Regions from separate parts of the Homo sapiens genome. Here region 2 is linked to region 1. Evidence: read pairs that join two places in POLR2A ChIA-PET (ENCODE). Cell type or tissue: HepG2. All regions are shown on one strand. Links, peaks and the distances in the headings refer to the core of each region. The heading gives the core; the rest is flanking DNA. Region 1 overlaps SLC16A3 (solute carrier family 16 member 3). Region 2 has its middle 12 kb from the start of TEX19.

Region 1 (8,315 bases), core at 101-8,100:
CTGAGCCTGTGGGAACCTGGGGGCAGAGATGAGGGTCTCGGGCTTTGGGGCAGCCTTGGGGGGCTCTCACCACATTCCCTTTCCTCCAGGGTTGGGTTTGGCACTCAACTTCCAGCCCTCGCTCATCATGCTGAACCGCTACTTCAGCAAGCGGCGCCCCATGGCCAACGGGCTGGCGGCAGCAGGTAGCCCTGTCTTCCTGTGTGCCCTGAGCCCGCTGGGGCAGCTGCTGCAGGACCGCTACGGCTGGCGGGGCGGCTTCCTCATCCTGGGCGGCCTGCTGCTCAACTGCTGCGTGTGTGCCGCACTCATGAGGCCCCTGGTGGTCACGGCCCAGCCGGGCTCGGGGCCGCCGCGACCCTCCCGGCGCCTGCTAGACCTGAGCGTCTTCCGGGACCGCGGCTTTGTGCTTTACGCCGTGGCCGCCTCGGTCATGGTGCTGGGGCTCTTCGTCCCGCCCGTGTTCGTGGTGAGCTACGCCAAGGACCTGGGCGTGCCCGACACCAAGGCCGCCTTCCTGCTCACCATCCTGGGCTTCATTGACATCTTCGCGCGGCCGGCCGCGGGCTTCGTGGCGGGGCTTGGGAAGGTGCGGCCCTACTCCGTCTACCTCTTCAGCTTCTCCATGTTCTTCAACGGCCTCGCGGACCTGGCGGGTTCTACGGCGGGCGACTACGGCGGCCTCGTGGTCTTCTGCATCTTCTTTGGCATCTCCTACGGCATGGTGGGGGCCCTGCAGTTCGAGGTGCTCATGGCCATCGTGGGCACCCACAAGTTCTCCAGTGCCATTGGCCTGGTGCTGCTGATGGAGGCGGTGGCCGTGCTCGTCGGGCCCCCTTCGGGAGGTGAGCGCTGCGCCCCCAGGCAGTTCCCCACACCTGCCCTTCCCGTCAGACGCCCGCTTTGCGAGGGGGGGGACGCGCACCCCTCGGCAGCCACCCGCAGTGTGGGACTCAGAGCTGGAGGGGGTGCACTGTGCTGGACCAACCCTGATTCTGCTGGGGCTAGCGGGTCTCCATTAGGAGTGGGGTGCTCCGTCCGGCACAGTGTGTCCAGACAGGCAGGGTGGCTAGGGGCTGGGCCCGGGGGGGGGCAGCTCCTCCAGGCTCTGCCTGGGCACCACGCGGCAGCTCCAGGCAACCCAACAGCCGGCTTTTGCATTTTGGGGCCTCTCCTTTTTGAAGGATGACTGAGCTAACACGTGAGGGAAATTAAGTTCTGACTGGAGCAGCCTTGCCCAGGCTCCGCCTGCCTGGCGAGGGGGTCCTGGGCTTGGGGAGGGCTCATGTCTTGGAGTCCGCGGTGGCCAGGGCACAGGGCTGGTACTGAACACAGTAGGGCTTCTGGGGCTGCCGACTGGAAGCCTCAGGGGGACTCCGTGGGGACCAGCGTGACTCCTGCCACCAACCGAAACCCAAACTCCACAAAGCCATTGCTATTTTTAGCCTCTTAAGTCTTGGTTCCCCTGAGGAGGAGGGAGGATGCCCCCAGCTGAAACACATGGAGGGGAGAGAACACCTCCCAGCCCCACAAGCTCAGAGGCAGACAGGGTGACCCTTGCGTGCTGAGACACCGAGACACAGGCTTGGGTGGAGCCGTGGGCCCTGGGGGCAGCCCGCATGAGCGGCTGGGACTGACGGGGTCTTCCCGCAGGCAAACTCCTGGATGCGACCCACGTCTACATGTACGTGTTCATCCTGGCGGGGGCCGAGGTGCTCACCTCCTCCCTGATTTTGCTGCTGGGCAACTTCTTCTGCATTAGGAAGAAGCCCAAAGAGCCACAGCCTGAGGTGGCGGCCGCGGAGGAGGAGAAGCTCCACAAGCCTCCTGCAGACTCGGGGGTGGACTTGCGGGAGGTGGAGCATTTCCTGAAGGCTGAGCCTGAGAAAAACGGGGAGGTGGTTCACACCCCGGAAACAAGTGTCTGAGTGGCTGGGCGGGGCCGGCAGGCACAGGGAGGAGGTACAGAAGCCGGCAACGCTTGCTATTTATTTTACAAACTGGACTGGCTCAGGCAGGGCCACGGCTGGGCTCCAGCTGCCGGCCCAGCGGATCGTCGCCCGATCAGTGTTTTGAGGGGGAAGGTGGCGGGGTGGGAACCGTGTCATTCCAGAGTGGATCTGCGGTGAAGCCAAGCCGCAAGGTTACAAGGCATCCTCACCAGGGGCCCCGCCTGCTGCTCCCAGGTGGCCTGCGGCCACTGCTATGCTCAAGGACCTGGAAACCCATGCTTCGAGACAACGTGACTTTAATGGGAGGGTGGGTGGGCCGCAGACAGGCTGGCAGGGCAGGTGCTGCGTGGGGCCCTCTCCAGCCCGTCCTACCCTGGGCTCACATGGGGCCTGTGCCCACCCCTCTTGAGTGTCTTGGGGACAGCTCTTTCCACCCCTGGAAGATGGAAATAAACCTGCGTGTGGGTGGAGTGTTAGGACCAACGGTTTCCTAGGAGTATGTGGTTTTGCTGTGTGGCCTGTGTCCTGACTCGCACGTCTGCTGATGGCCTGGCTGTTCCTACCGTGGCTCTGTCCTCGCCAGCTTTCCCTGCAGCGGCATAGCATTCGTAGCAGGGGCAGGCGCTGCATGGAGGGGGCTGCGGGGCAGGTGCCTGGAGGCCGCTGTGCCAGGGTGGCCTCTGAAATGTGCCAGGGAGCCCCTACGTGGTGGTTAGATGGGAGCTGAGGTGGAACAAGCCACTTTATTCACTGCTGTGTTTAAGAAACAGGACCCTCCTGCCTTCCCTTTTTCGCCCCTCTGCCTGGCTGGCAGTGTGCGTGGTGTGGTCAGTGCCCAGGGCTGGTCTTTGCACCCTGTCCTCCATCCAGCCCGGCCCAGCGCTTGGGCTTGTCCTGGACACCTAACACCCACCTGCCCTCGTGGCCAGCAGTGGCCTGCGTGGCTGGGAGCCCGGTCAGAGGCCGCCGGGGCCCTCAGTAGGTGCGTCGTGGGCGCTGGGGACGGCAGCGGGTGCCCTGGCGGGCCGCGTGCAGCCGGAGAGATGCCATGTCCCTGCTCCTCTGCAATGAAAAGCAAGCGAAAAGTGCACATCTCAGGTCCAGCTGTCCCCATCTGCCCCTGGCCTTGCGCCAGCTGGGCTTGAGCTCTTGCAGCCCAGGCTCCTGCCTGCAGCCTCAGGGCTGTGGAGGCCTCTAGCAGGGCTCAGGCTGGCGGGCAGTGCCAGCAGTTGCAGGGATCAAGGTCAGACTCTGCACAGCTAGGCCCATGTGTCTCGGCAGAGTCCACCAGTCCCACCCAGCAGCTGAAGGGAGAAAGACGAGGAGGCAGGGAGCAGACGAGGAGGTGGGGAGCAGGCAGCCCGGGCCTCAGAGGACACATGGCCTTCCCCCGCTGGCACCCCCACATCAGGGCCACCAGGGGACTGCTCACACCCAGGGGTTGCCGCCTCTGGACCTGGCTGTCCCTGGTTCTGCTGACCTCAGGAGTGACCTGGGCTTACAGAGGTACTGGCAGGGAGGTCATGGGCCGGGTGAGGGGTGCTCGCTCCTGGAACCCTGTTTCCAGGTATCTCGGGCCCTCACCCTCCCCTAGGCAGGAAGCAGTCTCTCTAGCTCAACTGTCACCCCTCGTCTGCCCCACTCTGGTCCCCACACCCACAGCACACAGCAGAGGCTCAACACAAAGTAGCCAGGCAGTGCTGCTCCCGGACAGACATGCCTGAGGGACCGTGCTCAGTGATTCAGGAGTGGTCCAGATGTGGGAAGGCAGCCACGCTTGGTTGGGGGCACAGGACGTGTGGGGGCTGGGGTCCCTGTGCCGCAGGGTGGGCGTGAGTGGGCGCTGAGTTCTACTACCTCCTCCCTCAGCTGGTGCCTTTAAAGGAGGGAAGCCATGGGGCAGTGGGTCTGCTCTGACCCGACAGGCAGGAGTGAAGGGGAAGGGAAGGGAAGCCCGGAGCCCACTGGGAAGAAGCTGGGGGCAGAGGTCTGGTGCGTGGGCTGCAGAGCTATCCCCCAACCCCGGCGACAGATTCTAGTGCCAAAAGTGGTTCAGGTCTACCGTGTTGTGAAGATCCCCTGACCAGAGACACGTCCGTCCAGAACCCACTGCTACTTGGGGTGGGGGTGGGGGGCAGAGGGCGCACAGACTTCTTCACATGATCCCAGATCAGAGGGAGAAGGGAGGTGTCCGCCCGGCCTGGGCCTTCCCAGAGAACAGCCCTGGAACAGATGTGTGCAAGGCCTGTGCCGGGGGAGGTGGCGGGGGAGGCACAGGGGACCCAGAAAGGGCTTGGTGGCCCCGGACGCTGCCGTCCCTCAGCCTTCCGAGGGGTCTATGGTGAAGCTCCCGGGAGGCGCTGCCCAGTACCTGGAGGGCCTGCTCTTTTCAGCGTCTAAACCATGCCTGAGGACACAGACCCAGCCAGACTCAGGTTCAGAGAACAAGCCCTCTAACTCTGTCCGCTCATGCCCCCGCAGATGAGATGGAACAGGCCTTGAGGACATGCAGCCCCTGCTCCCTCTCAGGGCAGGGAACCCCAGGAGGGCAGCTGCAGGCCTGGGAAGCTCAGGCAGGAACTGGAACTTGGGTCTTGCCGTTTTCCGGTTGGGGCCGGTGAGCGGGGCAGGGGCTGAGCCTCACCCACGGCCACAGTGAGGCCCCACACGGTGTCTCAGTCTGGGGCAGCAAGAGGGAACCACGTGAGGCGGGCTGGAGACAGGGAAGGCCCGGAAGCCAGCTCAGATGCCCAGGGCACAGCCAGAATGGCTGAGAGGAAGGGCCTGGGAGGAGGCAAAGTCTGGGCAGGAGGGGCTGGCAGAGCTCCAGGCCATGGGCATCCCCACGGTTGGGGAAGGAGTGCATCACAGGCAGAGTTGGCGGGACAGCCCCGGAACGTGGGGCTCAGAAAGCTACACCGTTCTTAGAGCAACCTCCAGGCAAGTGACCCGAAGTCCCTGTGCTTTTTCACTACAAACAAAAATATCCTCCTCTTAGGCAGCGTGACCCTGGCCAAGGGGCCAAGGGAGTGGCCTGGAGTGGAGAGTACTGGGTGGAGGTGGGGGTGGGAGGGGAGCTGGGAGGGGAGGCGGCCTAGCCTGGCTGAGCTCACCCACACACGAGCACAGGTTAGGAGTTGGTGCAGACCTCCCTGCTCTGGCAGCCTGACAGCCCCCGCAGGCCTTGGATAGGGGCCACTGCTGTGTGCTCTGGGGGGGGGGGGAAGAGGAACCCTATCTCCTTGTGCCTGTGCAGGGCCATCGGGCAGCTCCTGGGCTTCAACAGCTCAAGCGACAGGGGGATCCCTGAGCACCACGGCCCTATGGCAGGGGGAAGGGACATGCGCTCACCCCAGGCGGCTGGAGTGCGGCTGCCGGTGCCGCCCGAGAAGGCAGGGACTCTCCAGAACCGTCACACAGAAAGTGCGTGGACTTCTGTGTGCACAACAGAGCCCAAGGGGGCAGCACGGCGAGGAGCAGTCGCCACCCCTCCCTGCCCGGCAGCAGGCCCAGGGGGCAGCTCTCCTGCTCTGCCAGCTCCCAGACACCCACAGGCTGAGAAAGAACAAACAGCCATCTCAAAGAAGTATTTTCACACAGTTCACCTCAACACAGTGAAAACTCTCAAGCTGATGAAATAAAGACCACATGGAAAGGGGAGGGAAGAAAGGTAGAAGTCATTATGAATTTATTATTTACACGATTGTTAAAGTACACAAATACAGTGGCGATACAAACGCACAGCTCGGAGACTGGCCGTCAGTGCACAGCTGACACGACGTCCTACCTACGTCTCCTGCACGGGGCGACGGGGACTAGATACTGGGCAAGGACTGTCACAAGCACTCCGAAGACGCGACCCGGCGAGGCTCGGGCTGGAACCCGGGCGCAGAGCTGCCTCGCACAAACGTTCTGGGCACTACATCGGGACCACAGATATTTACAAAGCAAGCTTGCGCCACTTCAGGCCACAGCGCGACGTCTCTCCGGGTGGGGGACGTCTACCTTCAAGAAGGGGTCCAGCAACAAAGAAAATCTCTTAACTCGGCTCTGACCCACCCCAACCTCCCTCTGTACTTCAACACACAGCTCCCACCCGCTCAAGGCCCCGTACTCCAAAACGCTTACACAGTAACCAGCCTAGGATTGAGAAAGCATCCATGGGCTCAGGCAGACGGCCAGCCAGCTGGTGGGGGGGTGAACAACTGTGTTCTGGGACGCCAGCCAGTTATGGCATCCGGGGAACTCTGGGGAGGAGAAGGGAGAACCAAGGTGCACACCTTCGAAGCCCTAGAGTCCAAAGGGAACATCGTCCATCGTGATGGGGTCCAGCCGAAGTGCCCACGAACACAGACTGCCCTGCGCATTGGGGTTGGGAGCACATGGCCACTGGCTACCGCCCAAGTGCTGCGGAGTGAGAGGCGAGAAGGCATCCTGGGAACCTCAGGGCACAGCAGCATGGAGCCTGGGGCAGCACCAGCTCACGGAGGCCACCTGCCTTCTGGTGGGACTCGGCCCCACGCACGCTGCTTCACTTCTGACCAACAGACACGCGCCCAACAGAAGGTCACAGCGCAGACTCTACTTTCTGGCCGTGAAGGTTCTGGGTCCGGTTGGGAGAGTCACCTGCTCCTTGGCACCTCAGGGTGGGTCCTTCTGGCCTGCCGGCTTTTCTGAGCTAGTCTTGGCACGTGGCAAGGACAGCCCCGCTCCTGGTTTTAAGCACAGGCATTCATACAGACGGAGTGCCAATCCGCACAGGAGCATTGAGTGCTGAGAAAATGGACTGAGTGCAAAGGCAGCAAGGCAACAAACACTACAGTAACCACCTCTCGGTTCACAGTCCTCTCCCAAGGGACCAGAAACGCATCTTCCACCTTGAATCCTGGGACTCCCAATTGTCCTGCTAGGGTCTCAAAGCCTCTGCTTCCAAGCTCTCAGCTGCCTGCCCACCTCCTGGGGAAGAAGCGCGCAGTGCTTTGCCTGGTAACACCCACTGCACCCCTGCCCCGCGGCAGCCTGCGGTCCCTAACTGCTCTCCGAGGGCCTCAAGAGTTCCTGACAGCAGGCATGTCAATTACGGGAGGAGGGAGGGTGAGACGCCAAAATCAGGTTGAAGAGGTCCCACCACACACGGGCACACACACACACCACGGACTTTTGATGAGAAATCTCCTCTCCAAAGCGGACAATAAAACACTGCAAAACAAACACAGCACACACCCTTGAGATCCACCTGCACCTTCTCCCTGCCCGACTCCACCTCATACACTAACTCCAAGCCAGCCTGTCTCAGAATTCCTTAGTCAACATTTTTTTTGTAAGACTGCAAAAACAGACAAGAAACAATAAAAAGACAGATTTTCTTTACACAGATTTAAGCCAATAATTTTTAGCAAAATGATACAAAACTGTCTTAACCAAGTAGAAGATTGGTAGTTACAGTGGAATCGTCAGGGAGTACAGGGCGGCCACCACTGGAGGGAGCTGAGGCCCTGGAAAAGGAGTCTGATTCTCTGCAATTCTCTCTCTGCTTTTCTTCCCAGCCCCGTTACAACCGAGTTCACGTGGGGGGCCGCAGTGCAGCCCCAGCGGTGGCAGCTCTTGGAGTCTGTCCGTTTAGTATGTTTCCCCCACGAGCGTCGCTGGGTGAGTGGCCTGGAGAGCTCCCGGTGTTAACATTTCGATCCTAGACCGGGGGACGTGTCACTAGTAAAGCCATTGGTAACAGAGTAGATCAGCCATGCATTGTCTGCCCTTCACAGCAATAAGGAGAGTTCTCATCGGTGCACGACAGACTGAAGACCACTGGAAGCCACCCGACCAGGAATCTGTCGGAGCCAAAGCACAGGAGAAGGTCAGCATGGGGCTGGGGGAGCCGGCCAGGCAGATACCACAGTGACGGTGCTGGGCAGGGAGGGGACGCACCGCCACCGCCTAGCCCCAGTCTAGACGCCTGCGTCCCCCGCCACGCACAGGGGCCTCTGTGGCTGGGACACGTGCTCAGCAGAACGAGTGACAGGAAGACGGGAAGGAGGAAGAGGCATGCAAGCAAGGTGCCCGCGGAGCCGGGCTCGGCAGGGTCGAAGGATCCGAGTGGAGCGGAGACGGGTGCTCCTGCCTCCCTTCCTGGAAAGGAACCTGGTGTTTGAAAATGGGTACCCCTCTCAGGGAAGACATGAAAAGCAGTTCCTGTCAACACATTTCCAGAGTGTGCACAGTGTGAAAACTGCAGCGGGTCTCCCAGCGGCACAGACCCGACAGAAGCGCAAGCCCCTGCTGGAAGGAGCCGCCGAGCGCGCGTGGCCGCCGAGGAGGGAGCACAGCGTGGACGCCGGCCATGCACCGACGGCGGGGAGTGAG
Region 2 (8,315 bases), core at 166-8,165, 110 kb after region 1:
TTCCTCTTGGTCAAAAGCACCCTTAGCTCCCTGTGGCTGCGAACAGCTGACCTTGACAGGTGATCTGCGGAGGTGGGAGGGATTCATCCCACACCGCGCAGGTCTGGGGTGCGGAGGCTTTCCCTGATGGGAGATGATCAAGGGTGAGGGGGTGCTGGCCCCGCACCACGCAGTGGCTGGAGGCTCGCCAGCCTCCCTCCTTCCTTTCTTGTTTCTCCTCCCTGCTGCAAACCTTTCTCCTCCGCTTTCCTTTCTTTTCTATTTTCCTGTTCAATCCAGGGGCCCAGCCCAAAAAGGGAAAAACAGTTTCCAACATCCCGGCCCCTGATTTTGTCGTCCTCTTAGGGACTCCAGCTGGTTACATATTACAGCCCATTGTGCATGTTTTAAGCTGACGGGCAAATGACAGCGAGGAAAATTCAGACCTCCAGTGGTGAACCTGTGCTGTGGTTAAGCAGTGTTCTAAGGTGCTCTCTGGTCCTCTCTTTTCTTTCTTGCTTTAAACCTGCTGTTACTAAGCTGCTGGTGCGAAGACTCGTTATTTACGGTCTAACTAGAATGTAAACGTTGGAAACTCATTTGAAACTAAAGAGAAAGAGGGTAAAACAATTTTTTTTGTTTCGTTTTGTCTTGTTTTATAAAACCAAACTGCCACAGAGATTGCTTTACCCAAATTTTGGTTCAAGTTCTCTCCTTGGATGACCTATCAGGCGACAAGGGTTAGCCAGGTAAGCAGGTTCCAGTCTGTCAGAACAGCCACCTGCAGCCAGCTGGCTCCTATAGGCCCATGAGTTTGTGACACTTTACCATTGCCATGCCAACACCCAGATGTTACTGCCCCTTTCCATGGCAATGACCCAGAAGTACCACCCCTTTTCTAGGAAATTCTGAATGCCCCACCTCTTAATTTGCATGTAGTTAAAAGTGGGTATAAATGTGACGGCTGCCCTGCCCTGAGCTGCTGCTCTCCGCACACTTCTCCGGGGCAGCCCTGCTCTGTATCATGGAGCTGTGACATGCCACCGCCTTAGTGAAGCTGCTTTCAAGGGAGAAGAAAAGGAAAAATTAGTTGGGCAGACAGCTAAAGCTGGTCTTTGGTAAAATTCTTTTTTTTTTTTTTTTTTTTTTGAGACGGAGTCTCACTCTGTCACCCAGGCTGGAGTGTAGTGGTGTGATCTCAGCTCACTGTAACCTCCACCTCCTAGGTTCAAGCGATTCTCCTGCCTCAGCCTCTTGAGTAGCTGGGATTACAGGCACCCACCACCATGCCCAGCTAAATTTTGTATTTTTAGTGGAGACAGGGAGGCAGGGGGGGCGGGGGTGGGTCTTGCCATGTTGGCCAGGCTGGTCTCGAACTCCTGACCTTAGGTGATCCTCCCGCCCTGGCCTCCGACAGTGCTGAGATTACAGGCGTGAGCCATGGCACCTGGCCTTAAATTGTTTTTAACCACAGCTAATACGGTACACCTTTCAGAGACGGAGCACTCCACATCACAGGTGGCAAGAGTCTTGATTCTTCCTCAGCCCCAGGTGGCTCTTCCTTTATTGTGCTCCTGTGGATCCTTCAGACTATGTAGCTAAAAGCAAAGAAAAACACGTATTCTATCTGCCCCTCCCCTTTGACACAGAAGGAGGCACGACCATCACGGCGTCCTGAGCTCAGCCTGGCCCACACCAGGCCCTCCTGGAGACCCTCCTGGTGGGTGCGGGGTGGCCTCCCAGGCATGGCTGCTGTGTTGGGTGGGGGGTGACTAAGTCAACAGCCCCGTGTGTGTGTGCGTAGGCTGATTCTGGCCTTCGGCAGTCACAGTCCCACAGACACCATGGTGCCTGTGTCGGCTCCGTGCCTGTGTCAGCTCACCGTGCCTGTGTCAGCTCCGTGCCTGTGTCAGCTCATGGCGCCTGTGTCGGCTCCGTGCCTCCAGCGGTGTTTGTCTTTAGGGCAAATACCCACTCCGCCCTGGGCTGCCACATCTCACAATGGGGAAGTGGGGAAGGGGGGTTTGCAGGGGTGGTTGCAGGGTGAGGGTGTGTCTGGCTGCACAGATTTACACGCCCGTGGGCTGGGTGGGAGTGCGGTAGGCCAGGTCTCACTAACGTGGGCCTCCATGACCAGTTTCAGTACTGAGGGAGTTAAAAGCCAGTGCCCTTATACAAAGGCTGGAATGTAACAGAAGCATACCAAGAGTTTTGCCTAGCCCTTTCCTGGGCCTTAAAGCATGAAAAAATAACAAAGGAATTCTTAATAGGACCCATTTAGGATAAAACAAATTTTATCGCGGGTCTGAAGGAACTCCTCAGGCCTCCACAAACAAGCTTATTGGGGGCCCGAAGGAACTTCTCCAACCTCCGTGACTTAGCAGGAGACAGGATAAGGGTAATGACCCAGCACCTGGACCCATCTAGATTAAACTTACTGAGGCTCCAGAGGAAGGTCTTCAGGACTCAGACCTCAGTTACAGATTAGAAGTTAGTCACTTAGTCTTCAGATGAATGCACACTTACACGTAGACGTAGCGTGTGGAAGGTAGATAAGCTCTGGAGGACTGTAATTTTGAGTTGGTCTGGAGATAATGTCCAGGCCTTCTCCCTGTAACCGGTTGGGGAAATAAACACGTGCTTCCTCCCCAGTTCAGCTGCGTCTCGTTATGGGGCCCGACCCTCAGTTTGGTCCGGGAACGGGGGCTGCCTCTCGTCCGAGGACCTGCTGCTACTCCTGGTCGTGGCTGCAGCTCTGTCCGCCTTTCTGTCCGGCTTTCCATCCGGGGTGCCAGCTCGCCGCTGTCCCCACATCTGGCTCCCGTGTTCCCGGCTGTCACGCAGGGTCACGTCGTCCCCAAAGTTCTGCTAACACGAATGAAGTCTCGTTGGTGTGACATCAAACAGCTACGAAGGCCGTTTCTGTGACCCGGAGGCCACACGCCGAGTCTCCGGGACGAAGCCTCGCTTGGCAGAGCCGCCGGGGCCTGGTCTCTGTGTTCTGTGCCACAGATGCCACACGACTGTTTCCCACTCCCTGTGTTTACGTGGGACCCAAAGATAACTGTTTTCCCGAAATTAATATAATTCCTAAGATAATTTTTCATGAAATTGGAAAAACTGGTTCTAAAATTCATACGAAGGCCGGTGTGGTGGCTCCCGCCTGTAAATCCCAGCACTGTGGGAGGCCGAGGCGGGCGGATCACGAGGTCAGGAGATCAAGACCATCCTGGCTAACACGGTGAAACCCCGTCTCCACTAAAAAAATACAAAAAATTAGCCAGGTGTGGTGACGGGCGCCTGTAGTCCCAGCTACTCAGGTAACTGAGGCAGGAGACTGGCGTGAACCCGGGAGGCGGAGCTTGCAGTGAGCCGAGATCGCGCCACTGCACTCCAGCCTGGGCGACAGAGCAAGACTCTGTCTCAAGAAAAAAAATAAAAATAAAAAATAAAATTCGTACGAAAGAGCAAAGAGGGCCGGGCGTGGCAGCTCACGCCTGTAACCCCAGCACTTTGTGTCACGTGCGTCCATGTGAAGAGACACCAACAGGCTTTGTGTGAGCAACAAGGCTGTTTATTCACTTGGGTGCAAGTGGGCTGAGTCCGAAAAGAGTCAGCAAAGAGAGGTAGGGGTGGGGCCGTTTTATAGGACTGGGGTAAACAGTGGAAAGTTACAGTGAAAGGTGGTTACCTATTGTCAGCAGAGGAGGGGGTCACAAGGTACATGGTGGGGAGATCATAAGACTCATTGTCCGGAAGAAGAATGTCACGAGGTCGATCGATCAGGTGGGACAGGGCAGGAACAGGTCATCATGGAATGTCGTAAGGTTGGTCAATCAGTTAAGACAGGAGCTGGCTGTTTCATTCTTTTGTAGATTTGGGTTGCCCCAGACTTCTTGGCTCTTGCAGGCCATCTGGACATACATGTGCAGGTCACAGGGGTTACAATGGCTGAGCTTCGGCTCAGAGGCCTGACACACCTGACACAAGGGAGCGTGTGTCTGAGGGCGCAGCAGCCAAGGAGCGGCTTCCCCTCCCCAGGAGGGCTCCGAGGGGGAAGTCAGGAAGCTGTTTCTTGCACACGCGAGTGTGAAGCTGCAAACTGCTCAGCGGCAGGTTCGGGTTTAAAAACTCAAAACTTAAAAAAATTAGCTAGCCGCCACAGTGTGGGGGGAAGAACCACTCTGCTTTTAAATACAAGAGATGGCACAAGATTTCGGGATAGTGCCCATGTGGGCGACCCCGACCCGGTCCCCGCCCTGCTTGTGCCAAGGATCCTCAGGCACCCGGGGCTTCCTGTTTATACAGCAGAACGCCCTCTCTCTGGAGACAGAGAGACAGAAGGGTCCCAGCCTGAACACCCCCCTCTGGAGACAGAGAGACTGAGGGGGTCCCAGCCTGAACGCCCCCTCTCTGGAGACAGACTGAGGGGGTCCCAGCCTGAACGCCCCCTCTCTGGAGACAGACTGAGGGGGTCCCAGCCTGAACGCCCCCTCTCTGGAGACAGAGAGACAGAGGGGTCCCAGCCTGAACGCCCCCTCTCTGGAGACAGACTGAGGGGGTCCCAGCCTGAACGCCCCCCTCTGGAGACAGGCTGAGGGGGTCCCAGCCTGAACGCCCCCTCTCTGGAGACAGAGAGACTGAGGGGGTCCCAGCCTGAACGCCCCCTCTCTGGAGACAGAGAGACTGAGGGGTCCCAGCCTGAACGCCCCCTCTCTGGAGACAGACTGAGGGGGTCCCAGCCTGAACGCCCCCTCTCTGGAGACAGACTGAGGGGGTCCCAGCCTGAACGCCCCCTCTCTGGAGACAGAGAGACAGAGGGGTCCCAGCCTGAACGCCCCCCTCTGGAGACAGGCTGAGGGGGTCCCAGCCTGAACGCCCCCTCTCTGGAGACAGAGAGACTGAGGGGGTCCCAGCCTGAACGCCCCCTCTCTGGAGACAGAGAGACTGAGGGGGTCCCAGCCTGAACGCCCCCTCTCTGGAGACAGAGAGACAGAGGGGTCCCAGCCTGAACGCCCCCCTCTGGAGACAGGCTGAGGGGGTCCCAGCCTGAACGCCCCCTCTCTGGAGACAGACTGAGGGGGTCCCAGCCTGAACGCCCCCTCTCTGGAGACAGAGAGACTGAGGGGTCCCAGCCTGAACGCCCCCCTCTGGAGACAGAGAGACTGAGGGGGTCCCAGCCTGAACGCCCTCTCTCCGGGCTCTTCCACCAGAGCTAAGACCTTCTGATTTTCTTGTCTTGTCTTTTGAGACAGGGTTTTGCTCTTGTCACCCAGGCTGGAGTGCAATGGTGCGTTCTTGGCTCACTGCAACCTCCGCCTCCCAGGCTCAAGTGATTCTCCTGACTCAGCCTCCTGAGTAGCTGGGATTACAGGTGCCTGCCACCACGCCCGCCTAATTTTTGTATTTTAGTAGGGACGAGGTTTCACCGTGTTGGCCAGGCTGATCTTGAACTCTTGACCTCAGGTGATCCCCACACCTCGGCCTCCCAAAGTTCTGGGATTACAGGCGTGAGCCACTGCACCCAGCCAATGCCTTCTGGTTTTTCTGATTTTTCTGATCTCTCATTTTCCTTTCTAGAAGGGAGGCCTCTTGTCATCCTATCTCTACCCGCAGAAAATAGGATTTGAGTTTCTATTTGAGTGCTGGGACCAGCGTTGGAGGGAGGGAAGACATCAGAGCCAGAGCCCCTCCAAGACTGCCCCCCAGGGCCTGGGGCTGCAGGGGGCTGGCCCTGCTGGGAAGGAGAGGCTGCCAGGTGGGGTCCTGGGCCAAGGTCCCAGCATAAACACCCACGAAACCCCCTGGGCTGGCCGGCTGCCACCCTGCCCTGCTCCTCGCCTCATAGCTTTCCACGAGACCCCCTGGGCTGGCCGGCTGCCACCCTGCCCTGCTCGCCTCATAGCTTTCCTTCACCTCTCTCTCCTTCACAAACTCACCCAGCCCCACGTCTGACACACATTTCTAAATCTATCTTCCTTGTCAATAATTCAACCAACGCTTTTATTTGTCAAAGAGAAACCTGCCATAGTGGGAATTTACAGCCACAGTCCCCACGACGTAAATGTTTCCCTCTCACATTTGGAAACCTGCTGTGTTGGAATTGAATAGTAAATAGGAGAATTATAATAAATGAAATAAGCCAGCCGTCCCTGAAATACGATTGCTCCTCAGGACTTGAGGCTGATCTGAGCCAATTCTTCCACTGATCTCTACGCAGAGCCTCGGGAACTCCTAGAGGAGCATAAGTTCCAAACTGGAGACGCACATGCAGGGGCATAGAAGCCTCACTCTGAACAACTAAACAAAAGCATCTGATTTTAGAATTTAAAAATGTCTGTGGGGGGTGCCTCAGTTCCCCCCGTGACCCCAGCTCTGGTAGGGTCACTGCCACCCGCGCGTGCATGTCCTGGGATCCTGACCTCTCCTTCAAACCCACCAGAGCGATGCCAGGTGACTCTGGGGAGGCTCACCTGCTCAGGTGAGTAGAATCAACCCTGTCGGCCACTGGAGCCACTGGGGTAGCCGGGGCCGTGGAGCTCTGCACAGCCCGGGGGAGGCCGATGTTCAGAACAAAGCTTTTATCATGGAAAAGTACAAACATAAACACAAAGGTGGAGACTGGGACAGTAATCTGTTCACTCACTGCCTTCTCCTGACCTCTTCCACTTCCTCGTCTTTCCCGGCCCCCTCCCAGCCAGAAGGGTGGGAAAGCGCTGGTTTTAATTAGCGATTTCTTGACTGCCTCCCCCTCATTCCTGAGCCTCTCCCAGTTTCCTGACGGTAGAAAACACTCTGGCTTTGATTTGTAAGCAGATGTGTAGATAGTTTTCTTAGAAAGTTTCCCAATTGTAAAATGATTGCAACTTGGTTAACGCCGTCTGAGACACAACAGTTCTGTTTCCCCAAACCCTCGCTTTAAAGGAGTTTTTACTTCATTTATCACGTATGCTACTGAGAGAACGAACGGTGTTGAGGTCGCCTTCGGGTTTCCTGGGTTTTCTGGAGCTGTGGAATCGAGTCCCAAGTGTCCCGAGAGGCAGACGTCTGGAGTCCAGAGCTGTGAGCGGCAGCAGACCCTGCAGCTTCAGTGAGGGCCGCACACAGGGCATCTGCGCAAGACACGTCACCCTTCACATGGCCCCATGGCCACAGGGACAGCGTGTCACTTTCCCAGGTTATTTGGTATTTTTAAAAGCTCAAATGTTAAAGAGTCGGCTTTTTAGGTTGTGCCAGAATGACTCTGGGGTCAAACTATTTCTTTTTTTTCTTTTTATTTTTTTTGAGACAGAGTCTCACTCTTCACCCAGGCTGGAGTGCAGTGGTGTGATCTCAGCTCACTGCAACCTCTGCCTCCCATGCTCAAGCTATTTTCCTGCCTCAGCCTCCAGAGTAGCTGGGATTACAGGCGTGCACCACCACGCCCAGCTGATTTTTATATTTTTAGTAGAGATGGGGTTTCACCATGTTGGCCAGGCTGGTCTTGAACTCCTGGCCTCAGGTGATCCGCCTGCCTTGGCCTCCATAAGTGCTGGGATTCCAGGCGTGCGCCACCGCCCCCTGCCGAAACTATTTCAATGTGACACCAGCATCATGTGTGGCATCTGCAGGCCTCTCTCGGGTTCCCCTCTGCACGGAGCCTGTGGTTTTCAGGGCGAGATGCCCGGCTGGCCCCGGGGCCTGAACCAGCTGCAACGGAAGGCTCTGTGGGATGAGGGCAACCTTTGGCCTGGGGTGCAGGGGCCCCGGACTCTGATGCTGCACCTCGACTTTACCCAGGTCCCAGGGCCTGCACAGGCTGAGCCCCCCACTAGCATGACTGCTCCTGGAGCTGTTTGTTACAGAGACTTGCCGCCTGACTCAGGGCCCCACTGTGGCAATGTCACCTGCCACACCAGCAGAGGTGTCTGTGGGGGTTGATGCTGACAGACACTGGTCTGTTCTTGGGGGAGGATCTGATTTGTCACAAAAAGAGGTCAAGTAGGCTGACAGTTCTTGCCGATGGCCCAGGTGTCGGGATTACGTGTCAGTCCTGGCTGCGCTGCCGGCTTCTCTGCGCCTCCCTGGGTGATGCCCATCTCACCGGGGTGGCGGCAGGTGCACCATCGTGGGGCCGGCACACCCGGCACCTCGGAGGCCTCTGTCCCAGCCACTGGGCCTGTCCAGGAGGGCTGGACGGGCCACCACCTCGGCCCACCCTCGAGGCTTCTCCAGGGCTCGATCCAGGCTGGGCTTCAGACATGGAGTTGCTGGCAGCCCGAGAATGTTACAATTGTTGAGCTTCTTATTTCCAGGTAACTCAAGTTCATTTTAGAAGCTGTGGAAAACACAGGCAA

What was found. ChIA-PET counts read pairs that join two places held together with the same protein. Peaks named below come from ENCODE experiments on the same cell type or tissue, not always from the same donor. Only the 100,000 strongest peaks of a DNase experiment are listed, where the experiment ranks them.
Region 2: POLR2A ChIA-PET joins it to region 1 with 28 read pairs; 8 of 35 experiments call an interaction of 5 or more read pairs at or near these places.

The regions. Positions count from the first base shown.
Region 1 is chr17:82,237,049-82,245,363 of GRCh38, forward strand. SLC16A3 (solute carrier family 16 member 3) reads left to right here. Exons shown (of 5, transcript NM_004207.4): 4 at 90-845; 5 at 1,654-3,038. The coding sequence ends at 1,928. CSNK1D (casein kinase 1 delta) reads right to left here. Exons shown (of 9, transcript NM_001893.6): 9 at 5,619-7,783. The coding sequence ends at 7,733. Among named protein-coding and RNA genes, the nearest start is that of MIR6787, 4.5 kb to the left of the region's middle. RefSeq lists enhancers at 211-982, 1,753-2,523, 6,815-6,894. In HepG2, for the core only: CTCF peaks have their summits at 4,193, 4,627 and 7,428 (motif pointing right); DNase peaks (open chromatin) are centred at 3,183, 4,833, 5,493, 6,103 and 2 weaker places.
Region 2 is chr17:82,342,878-82,351,192 of GRCh38, forward strand. No RefSeq gene overlaps it. Among named protein-coding and RNA genes, the nearest start is that of TEX19, 12 kb to the right of the region's middle. RefSeq lists enhancers at 1,853-2,388, 7,620-7,739. In HepG2, for the core only: a CTCF peak has its summit at 7,540 (motif pointing left); DNase peaks (open chromatin) are centred at 3,714 and 6,587; H3K4me3 peaks cover 974 bases.